Linked DNA regions of Homo sapiens: region 1 is linked to region 2. Evidence: read pairs that join two places in POLR2A ChIA-PET (ENCODE). Cell type or tissue: endothelial cell of umbilical vein. All regions are shown on one strand. Each heading gives the region's core, and the rest is flanking DNA. Links, peaks and the distances in the headings are about the cores only. Region 1 has its middle 30 kb from the start of RBBP6. Region 2 has its middle 59 kb from the start of LINC01567.

Region 1 (10,117 bases), core at 2,572-5,071, 100 kb before region 2:
CAAATGTGGCAAAGCGAAGTCCCCGCCCTGGCAGGACGCTTTATTGAGTAGCTGTTATTGACAGCTTACTAGATGTTGAATTTAAGCACCTCATTGAAGTCCACACAGATTGTAAGTGGCAGGGTTGGGGTCTCCCAAGCCTGTCTGGCCTCAGAGCCTTCTTGTTTATCCACAAGGCACAGCGCCTGGCTGGAGAAAACCATCACGTTGCATCCAGACAGGTGACCCAGTGGATAAAGCCCTTCCCTTACATCATTGAAACAACACACACATCCTGTGACAAAGGTTATTACACCCACTTCTTACACCTAGAAGCTGCAGTGCTCAACAGCCTAGCCCAAAGTCATACTCCGTCCTTCATTCAATGCTAATTTATCACTCAGTCTTCAGCATAGTGCTGGACACTGGAAATAAATGGAAAGCAAAACACACAAGATCCCTACCCTGCCCGCAAAAGGCTTGGAGATTAATCAGTTGCTACCAGAACTGAGGTCCCCGTTGCCCAGGCAAATGATCTTTTTGCTATGACACTAGGAATGCCAGCTGATTTTCTGGGTGGCTAGTTTTTGGTTTATTTGCTTGTTGTTGTTTTTTTGTTTGTGTTTTTGGTTTTTTTGAGACAGACTCTTGCTGTGTCACCCAAGCTGGAGTGCTGTGGTGTGATCTCAGCTCACTGCAACCTCTGTCTCCTGGGTTCAAGCGATTCTCGTGCCTCAGCCTCCCAAGTAGCTGAGACTACAGGCACCCACCACCATGCCTGGCTAATTTTTATTAGACGGGATTTCACCATGTTGGCCAGGCTGGTCTCAATCTCCTGACCTCAAGTGATCCACCTGCCTCAGGTGTCCCAAAGTACTGGGATTACAGTTGTGAGCCACTGCACCTGGCCTGGTCTTCTTACCTGGACTAGAAATTCAGCAAAGATGGGGATACTAGGGCTTAATTTTCTTTTACTCTATCCACAGATCCAGAGCCTGAGTCCAGTTCTGCCTGACTCCAAATTTCACCTTTTTTTCCCTTTTCTTTTCTTTTTTTTTTTTTTTTAATGAGACAAGGTCTTGCTCTGTCACCCAAGCTGGAGTGCAGTGGCACGATTATGACTCACTGCAGCCTCAATCTCCCAGGCTCAAGCAATCCACCCACCTCAGCCTTCCAAGAAGTTGAGACTATAGGCGCACACCACGCCTGGCTAATTTTTTTTATTTTTCATTTTTTAAAAATGTTTTGTAAAGATGGGGTTTCACTGTGTTGCCCAGGCTGATCTTGAACTCCTGGGCTCAAACAACCCTCCCATCTTGGCCTTCCAAAGTGCTAGGATCACAGGCATGAGTCACTGAGCCCTCTTTTCTTTTCCCTTAATTTTTATCTTAAGGACGGGATCTTGCTCTGTTGCCGAGACTAGAGTGCAGTGGCACAATCATAGCTCACTGCAGCCTCAGACTCTTGGCCTCAACCAATCCTCCTGTCTCAGCCTCTCACGTAGCTGGAACTATAGGCACAAATCACCACGCAATCTCACACTTTTAACCACTGCACTATAATACTTTGTCCCTGACTTCTGGGCACTGTTGTTTGATCTACAAAGTTCCATGTGGTTCCATGTACTTACATATGCGTTGTTGGTCTGCGAGTTGGTTTCCTGAGATAATTTTTTTTTTTTTAGACGAAGTCACTCTGTCACCCAGGCTGTAGTGCAGTGGCACGATCTCAGTTCACTGCAACCTCCACCTCCCGGGTTCAAGGGATTCTCCTGCCTCAGCCTCCTGAGTAGCTGGGACTACAGCAATGTGCCGCCCCACCCAGCTACATTTTGTAAAGTTAGTGGAGACGATGTTTCACTATGTTGGTCAGGCTGCTCTTGAACTCCTGACCTCAGGTGATCTGCCCACCTCGGCTTCCCAAAGTGCTGGGATTACAGGCGTGAGCCCCCTCCCACCTGGCCCCTGAGATAAGGATTAAAGTGCAAATCATTTATCTGAGAATTGACCCCAGGAAGCACTGTGGGGGAATGGGGAAGTATATTAGTCTGCTAAAGCTGCCAAAACAAAATGCCATAGACTGGGTGGCTTAAACAACAGGAATATACTTTCTCACAGTTCTGGAGGCTGGAAGTTCAAGATCAAAGTGCTGGCAGGGTTGGTTTCCTCAGAGGCCTCTCTCCTTGGCTGCAGGTGGCTGACCTCCTGCTGCCTTTTCACATGGTTGTCTGTCTGTGCAGCAGATGCCTGGTGTCTCTCGGTGTCCTAATCTCCTCTGTTAAGTACAACCGTCGGATTGGATTAGGGCCCACCCTTACAGCCTCATTTTAGCTTATTAACCTCTTGAAAAGCCCTATTTCCAAATGCAGTCACGTTCTGAAGCACTGGGGGTTGAGACTTCAACATGTGAATTGGGAGGGGAGCACACAGTTCAGTCCCTAACAGGAAGTAAGACGGGAGGGAAAGACACAATGAAAGGGCATTTGACTAAGTAGGTTACTGCTGTGGGGAACCGGGGCTGATCCCACTGGGTACATCTGAGACAGTTTAGGACACTCTCTCATGCCTGTAATCCCAGGACTTTGGGAGGCCGAGGCGGGCGGATCACAAGGTCAGGAGTTTGAGACCAGCCTGGTCAACATAGTGAAACCCCATCTCTACTAAAAATACGAAAATTTAGCCAGGCGTGGTGGCGTGTGCCTGTAGTCCCAGCTACTCAGGAGGCTGAGGCAGGAGACTCACTTGAACCTGGGAGACAGAGGTTGCAGTGAGCAGAGATTGCACCATTGCACTCCAGCCAGGGCAACAGTGCGGGACTCTGTCTCAAGAAAAAAAAAAAAAAACACTCTCAAGCTAAGTGTGATGGCTCACGCTTGTAATCCCAGCACTTGGGGAAGCCTAAACGGGCGGATCCCTTGAGTCCAGGAGTTCAAGTCTAGCTTGGGCAACATAGAGAGCCCTCATCTCTACCAAAAGAAAATGAAGAAATAAGGCTAGTGCAGTGGCACTCACCTGTAGTCCCGTCTACTCTAGAGGCTGAGGTGGGAGGATCGCTTGAGCCCAGGAGGTCAAGATTGCAATGAGCTGTGATTGCACCACCGTACTCCAGCCTGGGCCACAGAGAAAGACCTTGTCTAAAAAATAAATAAATAAAAATAAAATAAACACTCTCAGGGTGATCCTTCCCTGCTGAGGAACAAGGAGTGGGGTGTTTATCTTTCATTGCCCATCTGTGTTGTCAATGGCTGCTTCCAGGACATTAGCTCCCCAGCACTCACAGTCTAAGAGAAAGTATTCGGGCTGACAGATGCAGCTGCTCACAGCAGGATGCAGTCAGCATGAAAAGGGACAGTGAGTGCGTGAGGATTTGGGTGGGGCACTGACTGTCTTGCTATGCCACCCCATAAACCCCCTAAGTCCATCAGATTCTTTTTTTTTGAAATAGGATCTTGCCCTATCACCCAGGCTGGAGTGCAGTGGCCCAATTGTAGCTCACTGCAACCTTGACCTCCTGGGCTCAAGTGATTCTCCCACCTCAGCTTCCCAAGTAGCTGAGACTACATTTGTGCACCACCATGCCTCACTAACTTATTTAAATTATTTTTTGTAGAGACAGGGCCTCACGATGTTGCCCAGGCTGGTCTTGAACTCCTGGCCTCAAGTGATCCTCCTGCCTTGGCCTCTCGAAGTGCTGGGATTACAGGCATATGCCACAATGCTCAGCCTACCTGATTCTTATGTTATGGTACCTGGCTCTGAGCCAACTCTAGTTTGTTTCAACAGCAGATCTTTAAGTGATTTTTCTACCAATTGTATGTGCCAACAAATTGCCAAGTCAAGTCAGAGCATTTCCATTACAGCCTGCTTGGTTTCCTGTTTTAGCTACTCTTTCCATCCCAGAGCGGGAGCAATTTCACTGTCTCACATTCCAGCTCAAGCTTATGAGTCAGGACTCTTTGGGCCCAGTGCAGTGGCTCACGCCTGTAATCCCAGCACTTTAGAAGGCTGAGGCAGGCAGTTCACCTGAGGTCAGGAGTTTGAGAACAGCCTGGCCAACACGGTGAAATCCCATCTCTACTAAAAATACAAAAATTAGCCAGGCATGGTGGCATGTTTCTGTGGTCCCAGCTATTCAGGAGGCTGAGGCAGGGGAATTGCTTGAACCCAGGAGGCAGAGGTTGAAGTGAGCTGAGATTGTGCCATTGCACTCCAACCTGGGTGACAGAGCAAAACTCCATCTCAGAAAAGAAGAAAGAAAGAAAGAGAGAGAGAGAGAAAGAGAGAGAGAAAAAAAGAAAGAAAGAAAGAAAGAAAGAAAGAAAGAAAGAAAGAAAGAAAGAAAGAAAGAAAGAAAGAGAAAGAAAGAAAGAAAGAAAGAAAGAAAGAAAGAGGGAAAGAAAAAGAAGGGAAGAAAGGGAAGGGAAGAAAGGGAAGGAAGGGAAGGAGAAAAAGACAAAGAAAAAGAAAATCAGGACTCCTTGGTTCCAAGTTGCAGAACCTCAGTACAAATTGGCTTAAAAATAGAGAGGGTGGGTTTATAGGCTCAAGTTACTGAATATGCCAGGCACTACTGGATTGGGTGTCCAAAAAAGTAGCTTTGGGAATGTGTCCTTTTAAACCCCTTAGTTCAGTTTTTCTGTGCTGGCTTCTATGGAAGGCAGGCTGTCGCTATGAAGTGGCACAGATGACCCCAAGCAGCCCCAGGTCTACATCCCATGGATACCTCTACCAGTTAAGATGCCTTTTGGAGACTCATAACCAAAAAGCTGACTCAACAAGACAGACAGCACCCAGAGACAGAGTCCAGAGGTGGGCTGAGCTTTCAGCTCAGTTGATTCATCTGCACCAAGATGAATCTTTATTCTGTCTCTTTACTCTGCCCATTCACAGCACTGGCTTCATCCTCGATCTGGCTTAAATGTATTAAAGCATCCTTTTCAGAAGCTCCTAGCAAGACTTTCCTTGCACCTCTTGGCCCAAATTGATTTTAACTTGTCCACCCTTGAACTAGTCACTGCCAAGAAAATGGATTATTATGATTAACTTAAGATAATTATCTGGGGGTAATGAATTTTAGAGAGTCGACCACTATGACCACCAAGAGATGTGTCTTTCTTAATATTTTCTTAATATTTTCTCTGGCTTACTATATTGTAAAAATATAGTATATGATATATTTACCATACAAAATACGTATTCATCAACTGCCTATGTTATTGATAAGATTTCCAGTCAACAGTGGGCTATTAGTATTAATAGTTAAGTTTTGGGGAAGTCATAAGATAACATTTGCATTTTCAACTGCATGGAGGGTTGGTGCCCCAAACCTTCATGTTGTCCAAGGGTCAACTGTATATAAATTATGTTTTGTTTATTTTTTTAGAAGACTACTCTTCTTCTTCTGGTTCACATTCTCTCATGACACGCTTGACTCTTATGGGTTCCAGCGGAGTCATGGGTCCATCCATGAACCATGGCAGTGACTCTGACTGGCCAGGATTGGGTCCTACTCCTAACCCTGGAACCAGGGGACTGTGCTCAGCACCGCTAAAGCTGCATGGACTGAGAGTCAGTGAGGAGTAGCTCTTCAAAGAAAAAAAAAAAGTTCTTAAAGCAGAAAAAAAATGAAAACAGGTGCTGCTCAAGGAAAAATAACAAGTGTCCACTATTATCCCACTCCATTTGAGAGACCAATAAAGACTTTAGATAGCTTTAGACAGGTGGAGATCAAGAGTTCTGAACCCAACAGTGTGAGGCTCTGCATCCAGGAATCCAGGCTTCTAGTCAACTCCTGACCTTAGACTTCAGATTTAATAGGTTGCTGCAAAAGTAGTTGCAGTTTTTGCCATTACTTTTAAAGTTGGACTTTTCTCTCCTCTCTCTGCCTAAATTCCAGGCTGGACCACCTGCATACACCTAGAATCTTGCCTAGTTTAATATTCCCTCTCTGTAACTCAGGGATCAGAATCTCACCCTTGGACCCCAGCCTGGATGCCTGGGGCCATATCACTTCTGATAACCTATTTACCCATCTACCTTCCTGCCAGGGTCTCCAAATATCACCTCCTGGATTCCCCAGTGACCTGCTCCACCTGCCTGAGTGACCTGGCAGAGATGGCCGCCTTTTGATGGGAAACAAGACATTAGTATGGTCTTGTTGGTAAAGACAAGATGTTGGTAAACAAGACATTTATAATAACTCAGACAATTCCTCCTTCCATTGGAAGATAGCCTGGCTCCATGGGGCTACTGGGACCTGACAAGTTATGTTTAGCACTACTGTGTTTTGTTTCCTGGTTCTCAAGTTGTGGCAGAGATTCTTCAGGTTCTTACCCAGCCCATTTCTTCTTCCTCCTGAGCACAAAACTGGACTATATTTCCCAGCCTCCCTTGCAGTTAGGAGTAGTCATGTGACTGAGTCTGGCCAATAAACTGAGCATAAGCAAGGCACCACTTCCAAGACTGGCCCAGTGAAACCTCCTACATGCTGTCTTCCATTGTTTTTCCCCATCTCCCAGTTGATTAGAAAAATTCAAGATCCTAAATGGGATCTGTACTAGTCAACTCAGGCCGCCATAACAAAACACCATCAACTAGGTGGCTTCAACAACAGAGATTTATTTTCTCACAGTCCTGGAAGTTGAAAGTATGAGATCAGGACACGGTGGCTCACGCCTATAATCTCAGCACTTTGGGAGGCTGAGGTGGGTGGATCACCTGAGGTCAGGATTTCGAGACCAGCCTGGCCAACATGGTGAGACCTTTTCTCTAATTAAAAACACAAAAATTAGTCTGCATGGTGATAGGTGCCTGTAATCCCAGCTACTCAGAAGACCGAAGCAGGAGAATCGCTTGAACCCAGGAGGCAGAGGCTGCAGTGAGCCAAGATGGCACCACTGCACTCCAGCCTGGGTGACAGAGTGAGATTCTGTCTCAAAAAAAGAAAGAAAGAAAGTATGAGATCAGGGAGTCAGCATGTCAGGTTCTGGGGAGGGCCCTCTTCCTGGCTGGCTGACAGCCACCTTCTCACTGTGTTCTCACATTGGCAGACAGAGAGAGAGCCCTGGTGCCTGCTCTAGCGTCTTTTCTTATGAGAACACTACTCCCATCATAAAGGCGCTACCATGGTGACTTCCTCTAAATCTAATTAGCTCCCAAAGGCCCCATCTCTAAATTCCATCACACTGGGGGTCAGGGCTTCAACATATGAATTGGGGCGAGGAGAGCACAATTCAGTTCATAGCAGTGGTCCCTGAATGACCTGCCTTCTATTACGTTGTAAGAAATACATTTTTATTGTGTAGAACACTGAGCTTTGGGGAGACCTCTCATTACAACAGCTCATGTTATTCACCTTAACAGATGCATCAGATCAATCCTAGCTCCTATTCCCTCACCTTAGTGAATAGAGCTAAGCCCACCAGACCAACAACTCCAAATGCACACATGTGTGTGTCTGTGTGTGTGTGTCTGTGTGTGTGTTTTCAGAGCCTCATGCTCTGCCAGCCAAGCTAGCTGGGTGCAAATTTGTGAAGAACATAAAATATAAGGTCTTACTGCATCTATTCTTGCCCTCTTCTCCAATCACTTCCCCACACAGAATCCCAAGTGGCCCTTTACAATGCAAATGTAATTATATCACTCCCCTAATCAAAATCTTCAGCATCTGCCTCTTGCTCTTTGGAAATCTTCACCAGGGCAAATCAACACAGCCCCTGAACTGAACAAGCAGCTGTTGATCTGGCAGATGAGTTCTATTCTTTTTTTAAATTCTTTTTTGAGACAAGGTCTGGCTTTGTCAGCAAGGCTGGAGTACAGTGGCATGATCACGACTCACTGCAGCCTCAACCTCCCAGGCTCAAGTGATCCTCCCACCTTTGCCTCCTGAGTAGCTGGGACTACAGGCACACACCACCACGTGTGGCTCATCTTTTTATTTTATTTTATTTTGTAGAGATGGGGTCTTGCCATGTTGCCCAGGCTGGTCTCACTCTCTTGCCCTCAAGCAATCTTCCCACCTCAGCCTCCAAAAGTGCTAGGATTATAGGCATGAGCCACTGTGCCCAGTCAGATGAGTTCTTTTCAATCCCCATCAGATAGGCGAGTCTCGAGCAGTTCAATTCACTTGGGACAGACAGTTGTACACATTTGAGGTCTAGCCCAGAGCTATAGTAACTCTCCTGCTGTCTGTCACAACATAGTCCCAAGGGGCCTTGATCTTCTGGGCCTCCCACAGAACATCCCTCAGGTCCACTATATTGATGACGCCATGTCAATCAGACCTGGTGAGCAGGAAGTGGAAGATATCTGAACATTCTGGTGTGCCACAGGATGGTAGATAAATCCTACAAAGATCCAGGAACCTGTCACATTGGTGAAGTTTTCCTTGCAGCCTAGTGGTCCGGGGCATAGAAAGACGTCTCCTCCAAGACAGAGGAAAGAATATTGGACCATGCACTTACTTCCTTGTTTTTTGTTGTTGTTGTTGTTTTTTTTTTTTTTGACAGAGTCTCAGCTCACTGCAACCTCCCCCGCCCCGGTTCAAGTGATTCCTCTGCCTCAGCCACCTGAGTAGCTGGGATAACAGGTGCGCACCAGTGCGCCCAGCTAATCTTGTATTTTTAGTAGAGACAGGGTTTCACCATGTTGGCCAGGCTGGTCTCACCTAACCTCAGGTGATCTGCCCACCTCGGCCTCCCAAAGTGCTGGGATTACAGGCGTGAGCCACCGTGCCTGGCCTGCACCATTCACTTACTATCACTAAGAAAAACCTAGCATTGGTCAGGCACGGTGGCTCACACCTGTAATCCCAGCACTTTGGGAGGCCAAGGCAGGTGAATCATGGGGTCAAGAGATCGAGACCAGCCTGGCCAACATGGTGAAACCCCGTCTCTATTAAAAATACAAAAATTAGCCGGGCATAGTGGCACATGCCTGTAGTCCCAGCTACTTGGGAGGCTGAGGCAGGAGAATTGCTTGAGCCAGGGAGGTGGAAGTTGCAGTGAGCCAAGATCCCTCCACTGAACTCCAGCCTGGTGACAGAACAAGACTCCGTCTTGGAAGAAGAAAAAAGAAAAAAAGAAAAACCTAGCATTAGCAAGGTCTTTGGTGTTTTAGAGACAGCTCATACCATCCTTTGGGCTCCTGCTTCTTGCTAACTCAGAAAAAAAAATATTAGTTTTGAAGTAGACGTAGAGTGAAATAGAGCTTTGTAGTAGGTTTCAGCTGCAATACAAATGGTTCTGCAACTTGGGCCATGCAGCATGGCAGGTCCCATGGCATAGAGCTATCTGGGGTGGAAAATGACACCATGTGGAATCTCTGGCAAGCCCCACTAGAGAGTTACAACAAATACCCATAGGGTTCTGGAGCAAGGCCATGCCATCTGCAACAGAGAACTCTTCAACATTGGAAAAAGCAGCTCCTGGCATGCTACTGGGCCCTAGTAGAGATGGAGTACTTAACCATGGGATGCCTATCGTGAGCCAGTAATTGTCAGACCCACCAAGTCTTTAGCTTGAAAAGTACAGCAGAAATCCGTAGTACAGTGGAAACAGCACCTTCAGGGTCAGTCCTGGGCAGGTCCAAAGTTCAATTAAGTTACAGAAAGATGTGACCCAGACCTACATGTTCCCTGCCTCATTGCTCTGATGCCTTCCTCAGCTCATGCTTACATCTTCATGAAGGGTTTCTTTTTTTTTTCTGAGACAGAGTCTCGCTCTATCGCCCAGGCTGGAGTGCAGTAGCGCGATCTCGGCTCACTGCAAGCTCCGCCTCCCGGGTTCATGCCATTCTCCTGCCTCAGCCTCCCGAGTAGCTGGGACTACAGGCACCCACCACTACTCCTGGCTAATTTTTTTTTTTTATTTTTAGTAGAGACGGGGTTTCACCATGTTAGCCAGGATGGTCTCGATCTCCTGACCTCGTGATCCACCCACCTTGGCCTCTCAAAGTGTTGGGATTACAGGTGTGGGCCACCGCGCCCGGCCAAGGGTTTCTTATGTACAGTTGATGGAGAAGGAGAGACCCCAAGCCAAGTTTATGCACGGGATGTCTCCTCTGTTGGTGAGAGCTGAAGATGTCCTGCTGCTACACTAGACTCCCAGGCAGGGGCAGCTTAGGAAGGCTGGACAAGCTTT
Region 2 (10,117 bases), core at 4,647-7,146:
TTTTTTCAGTTCTTTATTATCTGCTTTTTTTTTTTTTTTTTTTTTTTTTTTTTTTTTTTTTTTGAGATGGAGTCTCGCTCTGTCCCCCAGGCTGGAGTGCAGTGGCACGATCTCGGCTCACTGCAACTTCTGCCTGCCGGGTTCAAGCGATTCGGCTGCCTCAGCCTCCCGTGTAGCTGGGATTACAGGCGCCCGCCACCACCTGCGGCTAATTTTTGCATTTTCAGTAGAGACGGGGTTTCGCCATGTTGGCCAAGCTCGAACTCCTGACCTCAGATGATCCACCCACCTCAGCCTCCCAAAGTGTTGGGATTACAGGCGTAAGCCACTGCGCCCGACCCCTCATCTGGTCTTGTTGGCAGCTTCCTCACGTCTTCTGCAGCCTTGTCGATCAGCCTGCAGTGCCATGGTGGTGGCGGCCGCACTGCTGCTTCTGTCCCGGCACTCCCTTCTTTCTTTCTGAGGGCTCAGCTACACACTTAAAAGAATGTTGGTTATTTTATCCAGAATTTCTTTATGATTATTTTGTCTTTCATATTTGGTCCCCCATATTGTCAGAAATGGAATGTTTCCAGTTACTTCTTTTTTGTTTTTTGTTTGTTTGTTTGTTTTGGAGAGAGGGTCTCGCTATGCTGCCCAGGCTGATCTGGAACTCCCGGGTCCAAGTGCTCCTTCTGCCTCAGTCTCCTGGAGTAGCTGGGACTATGGGCTTGCACCACTGTGCATGATTAAGATTACTTCTTAACCTATTATCATCAGACTTGCACCTCCACAGCTTTACAGATGCTGTTCTTCAAAAACCATTGGTAACTGGAGCAACTGCCAAATTCCATGGGTGCTGTTTCAGTTAGGATGAGCTCCAATCACAAGTGATGAAATACAAAAAATCAACCATAAAGATGCTTGATTTTTCTAACATAGGTGGTCCCAGGGTCAGTTTGGCAACTCACTTCTATTGAGAACTTATGTTTTTCTGTCCTTCCACTCTGCCATCCCCAGAATGTCAGTGAAGATTTTTCACCTCATCGTCACATGATGGCTGCCTCCCATGACTACATCAGAGGAGCAAAAGGTGGGCCAGGCACAGTGGCTGAGAGAGGTCTGTAAGGAAGAAGTCCTTTTTGCTTGCCACCTTTTGCTACTTTTTGCTACTTTGCTACTTTTTTTTTTTTTTTTTCATCTCATCACTTTCAAATAAACTCAGACACCTGGGTGACTTTTCTCTGCTTCAGATTTACAATAAGTCAAGTTAAAGATTTTTTTTTCTTGTTGCCTTTCTTCTCCCTACCATTGATACTAAGATCTGATGCTCACTCGAATAATCAAAGAAGTAAACAAATTGTGCAGAGTTTGTTTGTTTGTTTTTAGACAGAGTCTTGCTCTGTTGCCCAGGTTGGAGTGCAGCTGCACGATCTCAGCTCACTGCAACCTCTGCCTCCCGAGTTCAAGAGATTCTCCTGCCTCAGCCTCCTGAGTAGCTGGGATTACAGTTAGCCAAGATTGTGCCACTGCACTCCAGCCTGGGCAACAGAGCGAGACTCCGTCAAAACAAAACAAAACAAAAACACCACAATTCTTCTTTGCTCAAAAAGGCCCCCACCTGCAGAGTGCCAGCAAATCATACTATCTATCTACAAAGGAAAGCAGTCTGCACAATTTGTTTACTTGTTTGATTATTCGAGTGAGCATCAGTGCTTAGTATCAATAGTAGGGAGAAGAAAGAAAGGCAACAAGAAAAAAAAATCTTTAACTTGACTTACTGTAAATCTGAAGCAGAGAAAAGTCACCCAGGTGTCTGAGTTTATTTGAAAGTGATGAGATGCAGTTTCCTATATTGGGCAGAATAGGGGAGTGGGGCGGGAGGTAGAAGTGAAGTTCAGGTTTAGACAAATAGAGGATTCACATCTTTGCACACTTGAGTTTGTGTGACTCTGGAATTTTGCATCTGCCAGATCTGTTTATGATTCTGTTGCCTTTAACAGACGACAGGCACCTCAAGAACAGAGATGTGGCTTTATGCATTTCTTTAACATGTCTTCCCTCCCTTCCATCTTTCTCAGTGCCTAGTACGAGACCTGCAGCATGTTAGGTGCTCTACAAAAATATTTGTTTAATAAAAGATCGAGTGAATGAAAACATGAGCAAAGGAGGTTACTACAATGGGAAGAAACAAACTTAACCGATTTTTTTTTTTTTTGAGACAGAATCTTGCTCTGCAACCTCCACCTCTGGGTTCAAGCAATTCTCCTGCCTCAGCCTCTCAAGTAGCTGCGATTACAGGTGTGTGCCACCATGCCCAGCTAATTTTTTATATTTTTAGTAGAGATGGGGTTTCACCATGTTGGCCAGGCTGGTCTTAGAACTCCTGACCTCAGGTGATCCACTCACCTTGGCCTCCCAAAATGCTGGGATTACAGGTGTAAGCCACTGCACCCCGCCAAACCCAGCTGATTTTTCAGTCGATTTAACTGTATCCTCATTAAGGGAAGAAATGGAGAGATGTACATATGTATGAGAGAGAGAGACAGAGAGAGAGAGAGAGAGAGACAGAGAGAGAGAGAGACAGAGAGAGAGAGAGAGAGAGAGACAGAAGGGAAATATCTGCAGAGAGAACAGAGCTATGATCACTAAGTAGAACAGAGGCAGCCTAATCGCCTAATCAGATACCCAGTCGGGGCCCCACCTGACTCCTACTGCAGCTGGGGGGTGGAGGGACTAGAAGGTTCAGCTGGAGTGGTCTCCCCTTCTGCAGCTCCAGTCTCCCCACCTCCAACCCCCACTGCCACTGCCCCGTGAGGAGGCTTGGAAGCTGTGGGGAGGGGAGGCAGCCGAGTTGGGCTTCTAGAACGAGGCGGGATGGTGTGAGCTCAAACGCCCTGCAATTGCTGGAGCAACAGCGGCGACACTTGAGTTATTCACAAAGGCTGGAATTCAAATGAGGCTGGCACCGCTCCAAGTCGCAATAGCTTAGGAGGAGAGAGAAAGGCATATTAACTATTCATCAAGGTCTTCGCGTTGCATGGGCTCTGAGGGTTCTCCATCTGCGTCCCTCCCTCTGTCACTGACTGGGGGTAGGGGGCGGGGGGTCCCCCAGAAGCACTTTATCTGTCAGTCTGTGAGCGGGGGCTGGGGGTGGGGGACTGAAGTTAGGCAGATTTGTCTCATCACATGATGGGGGACCTGTATCATGTGATGGCTCCGGTGATGTTGGAGGCGGCATGTGACTCCCAGGGCTACGTGGGTTCAAAAACAATTTAATACAAAAACACAAGCAGGTTCCCCTCCTCTCCTTTGCCTTTGGTCTGGCTCTCCCCATCGCTGGGTTCAGTGCCTGACTGAATGGAAAACCCGTCGTCTTGCAGCCACTAACCTGTGAGCGCCGGGTACCTGGAGACCAGGCCCCTCTGCTGGGGGCCCCCAGGAGCGGTGCCCCATCATTTTGCAGCCCACTGACTCCCAGCCTGGTAAGTTACTGCACACTTTCAGCAATTATCTGCGAAGCTTTCCTCAACTGCCTCATTAGCATGCGCAGGGCACCCTCGCTGGGCCCGTTGGAAGGGAAGTGCCTGCCGGCTCTGGGGAGCTGCGGCTCTCGGGCCCTGCCAAACAGACGCAGCCTTCCTAAGGAGCAGCGCTGCGCTGGCTCTGCTGGGGTGGAAGGAGCTTCTCCTTCGCTGTCCTCCCTCTCCCTTCCCAGCCCATCTTATTCCGAGCCTCTCCTCTCTCTATCTTACTCCTCCTAACCTCTCTCACCTCTCACCTTCCCCCTTTCCACCCCCTGCCCTCAGATTTATTTATTTATTTATTTATGACAGAATCTCGCTCCGTCGCCCAGGCTGGAGTGCAGTGGCGCAATCTCGGCTCGCTGCAACCTCTGCCTTCCGGGTTCAAGCGATTCTCCTGTCTCAGCCTCCCGAATAGCTGGGATTAGAGGCGCCCACCGCCACACCCGTCTAATTTTTTTGTATTTTTAGTAGAGATGGGGTTTCACCATGTTGGCCAGGCTGGTTTCGAACTCCTGACCTCCGGTGATCTCCCCGCCTTGGCCTCCGAAAGAGCTGGGATTACAGGCATCAACCCCTGAGTCCAGCTGGATTTTCTTTTTTATTCACATACCTTTCTGTCTCCCACTGATTTTTCTTAGGAGTTCCTCTCATCCTCTAACCTCGCTTTTTAAAATTATTTTTCTGGATACCTAGATTTTTGTCCTTTCTGGCCAGAGCCTGAAAGAACAGCTTCTAAGGACTTGGTGATTGGAAATGTACCTTCTAAAAAAAATTCTTTTTTCACTAAGACAGTGTAGAATGCCCAGTTCCCGCTGTGTGTACGTGCGTGCACATATGTGTTAAAGGAGATGGATACATTGCTTGGGGCCATCAGAACTGTTTCCTGGGAGGTGGTTTCTTGGCTCCACACCCCAGCTCAGCAAGGGAATGATCAAGTGATAGGAGGCACAGTTACAGCAGTCAGGAGACAAGGCACTCGGACCCCAAACGTCTGACTCTCTGTGGGAGAAACCAGGGCTCAAAGCAGGAGCAAAAAATCTAGTGCTGGATGCGCTCGGGCATCGAGAGGCATCTCGTAGAGCTGGCTCCGAGTTTGAGGCCACACCTTTGCAGAATGAGGCAGCATGTGAGCGATTTAGTTCAATGTAATTGCAGTGGAGATGGACAGGGAGAGGACAGATTAGAATGATGTTTAAGGGATAGAAATAACAAGTCTTGCAGATATATTACATATATTAGTTGAACCATGGGGAAGCCAAATGTGAATTGTGAAATTATGGCAGTGGCTGGACACAGTGGCTCACACCTGTAATCCCAGCACTTTGGGAGGCTGAGGCAGGCAGATCACCTGAGGTCAGGAGTTCGAGACCAGCCTGGCCAACATAGAGAAAACCCCATCTCTACTAAAAATACAAACAGTAGCCAAGCATCGTGGTGCACATCTGTAATCCCAGCTACTCGAGAGGCTGAGGCACGAGAATCGCTTGAGCCCAGGAGGCAGAAGTTGCAGTGAGCCGAGATCATGCCACTTAACTCCAGCCTGGACAACAGATCAAGACTCCATCTCAATAAAATAAAATGAAATAAAATAAAGTAAAGTAAAATTAAATTAAATCATGGCAGTATCTGTAGCCCCAGAGAAAGGAGATGGTGGCTGTGTCAAAAGCTTTTGGTTCACTGTCATCTGAGCTATACCAACGTCTGTTCGGCAAGAAACTTTTAACAACGACAGAGCAGAATCCGCCGAGTGACTCGATGACAGGGTGCTATTTCTATCTCCATTTCCAAGATGGAGAAACTGAGGCAAGGAGCAGCTCATTAGGTCACTTGCTTAAGGGCACTCAGCTAATAAGTGATAGAGCTAGGATTTAAGCCCAAGCAGTTTTCTCCAGCGTCCACACAGTTAACCACCAGACAGCTTCGAAAGAAAGCTATCCAGGCTGGGCGCAGTGGCTCATATCTGTAATCCCAGCACTTTGTGGGGCCTAGGCGGCTGGATTGCTTGAACCCAGGAGTTCCAGACCAGCCTGGGCAACATGGCAAAACCTCATCTCTACAAAAAATACAAAAAAAAAAAAAAATTAGCTAGGTGTGGTGGCATGCACTTGTAGTTCCAGCTACTCAGGAGGAGGATAGCTTGAGCCCAGGAGGTCGAGGCTGCAGTGAGCCATGATTGCGCCACTGCACTCAGCCTGGGTGACAGAGTGAGACCCTGTCTCAAAGAGAAAAAAAATAGCTGTCCAACAGTTGCCATGTGACAGTTTGTGCAAGTTTGGGGCTACATTTGTGAACGAAACAGAGACACTCTATTCTCATGGGGTTTATAGTCCAGTGGGGAAGGCAGCTATTAAGTCATCACACAAGATGATATATTGTTTCAAAGTGGGGCATTTGCTAAGAAGGAAGGTAATAAGATATGATAAGAATATATAACTGAAGGCCGGGAGTGGTAGTTTACACCTGTAGTCCCAGCTACTCCAGAGACTGAGGCAGGAGAATTGCTTGGACCCAGGAAGGAGGCAGAGTTTGCAGTGAGCCGAGATCGCACCATTGCGCTCTAACCTGGGTGACAGAGTGAGACTCTGTCTCAAAAAAAAAAAAAAAAAAAAAAAAAGGAATCTATAACTGAAGACATACTTCAGTTGCGGGGGCATAAAAGTGGGGACAGAGTTGGTCAAAAGAGGCCTCTCTGATGATGCAATTTTTAAGTTGGGGTGTGAGAGAGGGGTAAGGGTCAACCAGGTGGCGTGTGTGAAGGCCTTGAGGAGGGCAAGGGCTCAAGAATGCTGGTGGACCAAACACATTGCATGTTTCAGACTGTGTTAGATGAGGCCATCCAGATTATGTGGAGCTCCAAAGCCCTGGCTAATGACTTGGATTTCATCCTGGGATCAATGAGCAACTATTAAAGCATTTTATTTTATTTTATTTTATTTTATTTTATTTTATTTTATTTTATTTTATTTTATTTTATTTTATTTTATTTTATTTTATTTTATTTTATTTACTTATTTATTTAGAGATAGAGTCTTGCTCTGTCGCCCAGGCTGGAGTGCAGTTGTTCGATCTCGGGTCACTGCAACCTCCGCCTCCCAGGTTCAAGCAATTCTCCCACCTCAGCCTCCTGAGTAGCTGGGATTACAAGTGTCTGCCACCATGCCCAGCTAATTTTCTTTTTTTTGTATTTTTAGTAGAAACGTGGTTTCGCCATGTTGGCCAGGCTAGTCTCAAAATCCTGACCTCAGGTGATCCGCCTGCCTTGGCTTCCCAAAGTGCTGGGACTACAGGCATGAACTACTGTGCCCAGCCTATTAAAGCATTTTAAGTAGGGAAGGAGCATACTTGGATTTGCAATACGAAAAAATGAACACAAGAGGTATATCAGTTTTTCTTGCATTACAGACCACCTCAAAGCTTAGTGGCTTCAAACAACCATCACTTATAACTCCTAACTCTGTGAGTTGGAAGTGGCAGCTGGGATCATCTGGGCACTGCTGCTGTCCTGGCCTGGGTTCATGGCCAGTATAGATAGTCTGCTGGCAGGTTGGTTCAGAGTTGGTTGTTCGTGGATGATCTCACCCAGGTGTCTGCTGATTGGCAGGGGCAATTGAAATTGACCAGGCCACGTGTCTCCCTAGCTAGAGGGCTAGCCCAGTCTTTCATATGACAGCTGGGTTCCAAACGCAGCAAGAGAAGGGAAGCCCCAGTACACAAGCATTGTTCAAGCATTTGCTTGCATCGTGTTTGCGAGGCCCCGTGGGCCTAGACAAGTTACGTAGTCAAGCCCAGAGTTAGAGGATGGAAAAAGATACCACTTGTTGGGTGGAGGTACAAAATATTGTGTCTCTTTTTCTCAGACTACTACATGAATTCAAAAGGCTAATAAGCTGGACACTGTCTCCCTCTAATATTGGGAGAAACTGAAAGCCAAGAGGAAATTTGAGGCCAATTTTGTGATTAGAGATACCCTCAGAACTATCATCTATCAGACTTTGCTTTTTGCTTGGAACAAGCACGGGTCTGTTTTGGATATGGATTAGAAGGTGGGTGTGGTGAAATAAGATCTCTTCTCACGGGATTTTTTTGGGAATGACTTGGAGTCTTTTGAGATTGTTCCCCGTAATGAAATTTGGGCCATATGGAACTCAATGCCTTCAGTGTTCTAGGCAAGGCAAGAGCACATGCAAAGGCCCCCAGGCAGGAAGCCTGGGGCTTATTTGGGAAACAGAAGGAAGGCAATTTAATTTAAAGTAATTGCAGTGGACCAGCACGGTGGCTTACGCCTGTAATCCCAGCACTTTGGGAGAACGAGGCAGGTGGATCAACTGAGGTCAGGAGTTCGCGACCAGCCTGGCTAACACAGTGAAACCTCGTCTCTACTAAAAATACAAAAATTAGCCAGGCATGGTGACCGGCACCTGTCAGCTACTCAGGAGGCTGAGGCAAGAGAATTGCTTGAACCCAGGAGGCGGAGGTTGCAGTGAGCTGAGATCTCCCCACTGCACTCCAGCCTGGGTGACAGAGTGAGACTCTGTCTCAAAAAAATAAATAAGTAATTTTTAAAATAAATTAATTGCAGGGGAGATGGAAAGGGAGTGGACAGATGAGAATAATGTGTAAGAGGTAGAAATAACAAGTCTTGCTGCTGGATCACATAGAGTAATTGAAGGAAAGGCACATATTAGAGAAGGCTCACAGGTTGATAATTCCATGTACTAAGATGGAAAGAAAGACTAGGAGAGGAGAAGAGTATTTTGTTGGGGGAGAGGGCAGGAAGATGTCAACCATTCCGTGCTGAGCCCAGTAGACTTGAGATCCCGTGAGACATCCAGAAAGATATACCCTAGACAGTGGGATATGCTCAAAGAGGTTTAGACTTCATATGTAAATTTGGAGACCAGCTGAGATCACTTAGAGAGTGTAAAGAGAGAAATCAAAGAGAAGTGAGACTAGAACTCCAGGCTGCCCACCATTTAGAAATCAGATAATGGAGGCATCCATGCAGGAGGTGGAAAGAGGAGGGAAATCGGAGTGTGGGCTCATGAAGCCAAGAGGGCAGAATATTTCAGGAAGGAGAAAGTGACCAACTGGGTTGAATGTTGCTGAGACGCTGAATAAAATCATCATCTTGGAGAGGGGGAATGAACATTCTAAAGTGAGCAGAGGGTTGCTGGGCAGAGTGCTTACTGAGAACCCAGAGCATGTGTTTCAAGTTGTAGCTGGGTGTACTGGCTCATGCCTGTAATCCCAGCTACTCAGGAAGCTGAGGTAAGAGGATCCCTTGAGGCCAGGAGTATGAGACAAGCCTGGGCAACATAAAAAGTAACCCACCCACCCACCCCCCAACACACATACCCCTACATGCTCTAAATTTTTTAATTTAATTAGCCAGGTATGGTAACACAAATGTAATCCCAGCACTTCAGGAGGCCAAGACAGGAGGATTACTTAAGGCCAGAAATTAGAAACAAGCCTGGGCAACGGAGCAAGACCCTATCTCTAAATTTACTTTTTAATTAGCCAGGCATAGTGGCACATGCCTGTAGTCCCAGCTACTCAGTAGACTGAGATGGGAGGATTACCTGAGCCCAGGAGTTCTAGATGAGTCTGGCCAACATGGTGAAACCTGTCTCTACTAAAAATACAAAAATTTGCCAGGCGTGGTGGTGGACACCTGTAATCCCAGCTACTCAGGAGGCTGAGGCACAAGAATCACTTGAACCCGGGAGGCAGAGGTTGCAGTGAGCTGAGGTTGCGCCACTGCACTCCAGCCTGGGAGACACAGCGAGATGCTGTCTCAAAAAAAAAAAAAAAAAAAGAAGAAGAAGAAGAAGAAAAGAAGATTGTTTAAAAGGTATTGTTGCTTAACTCCTAAATACATAAGGGAAGGTAGTTCTCTTTTGCTTATTAATTTTTTAGGAGAAAAAGGCATACAAATTTATTAATGTTCATAAACACAGAAGCCACGCAAAATATGAGATTCTGTTATTTCTATCTTGACAACAGTCAGAAAATATACTCTATATGTTTTTATTCTTTGATATTTGTTAAGAGACTCTTTTTGACCCAGCATATGGTCAGTGTGGGCAAAGCTTCCATATGCACTTGAAAATAATGTGTATGGCCAGATGCGGTGGTTCATGCCTGTAATCCCAGCACTTTGGGAGGCTGAGAGGCGGGTGGATCACCTGAGGTCAGGAGTTCGAGACCAGCCTGGTCAACATGGCGAAACCCCGTCTCTACTAAAAATGCAAAAAATTAGCTGGACATGGTAGTGCATGCTACTCAGGAGCCTGAGGCAGGAGAACCGCTTGAACCCTGATGGCAGAGGTTGCAGTGAGCCGAGATCATGCCATTGCACTCCAGCCTGGGCCACAGAGTGAGACTCCACCTCAAAAAAACAAAATGTGTATTCTGCAATTGTTGGGTATAAAATTTTATATATGTTAGGCCAAACTTGTTAATCATATTGTGCAAGTCTTCTGTAACCTTCTTGATCTTTTGTGTGTGCGCTTGTTTTCTCAGTAAGAGAGAGAAATGTGCCAAAATCTTTAACTGTAATTATAGATTTATCTATTAGTTTTTTTGAGCATCTTTTTTTTTTTTGGCAG

The links. ChIA-PET counts read pairs that join two places held together with the same protein. Peaks named below come from ENCODE experiments on the same cell type or tissue, not always from the same donor. Only the 100,000 strongest peaks of a DNase experiment are listed, where the experiment ranks them.
Region 1: POLR2A ChIA-PET joins it to region 2 with 6 read pairs; 3 of 35 experiments call an interaction of 5 or more read pairs at or near these places.

Annotation. Positions count from the first base shown.
Region 1 is chr16:24,504,981-24,515,097 of GRCh38, forward strand. No RefSeq gene overlaps it. Among named protein-coding and RNA genes, the nearest start is that of RBBP6, 30 kb to the right of the region's middle. In endothelial cell of umbilical vein, for the core only: no CTCF peak of the experiment used is centred there; a DNase peak (open chromatin) is centred at 3,861.
Region 2 is chr16:24,607,021-24,617,137 of GRCh38, forward strand. It overlaps the pseudogene LOC107984829 and a transcript of TNRC6A not described here. Among named protein-coding and RNA genes, the nearest start is that of LINC01567, 59 kb to the right of the region's middle. In endothelial cell of umbilical vein, for the core only: no CTCF peak of the experiment used is centred there; no DNase peak of the experiment used is centred there.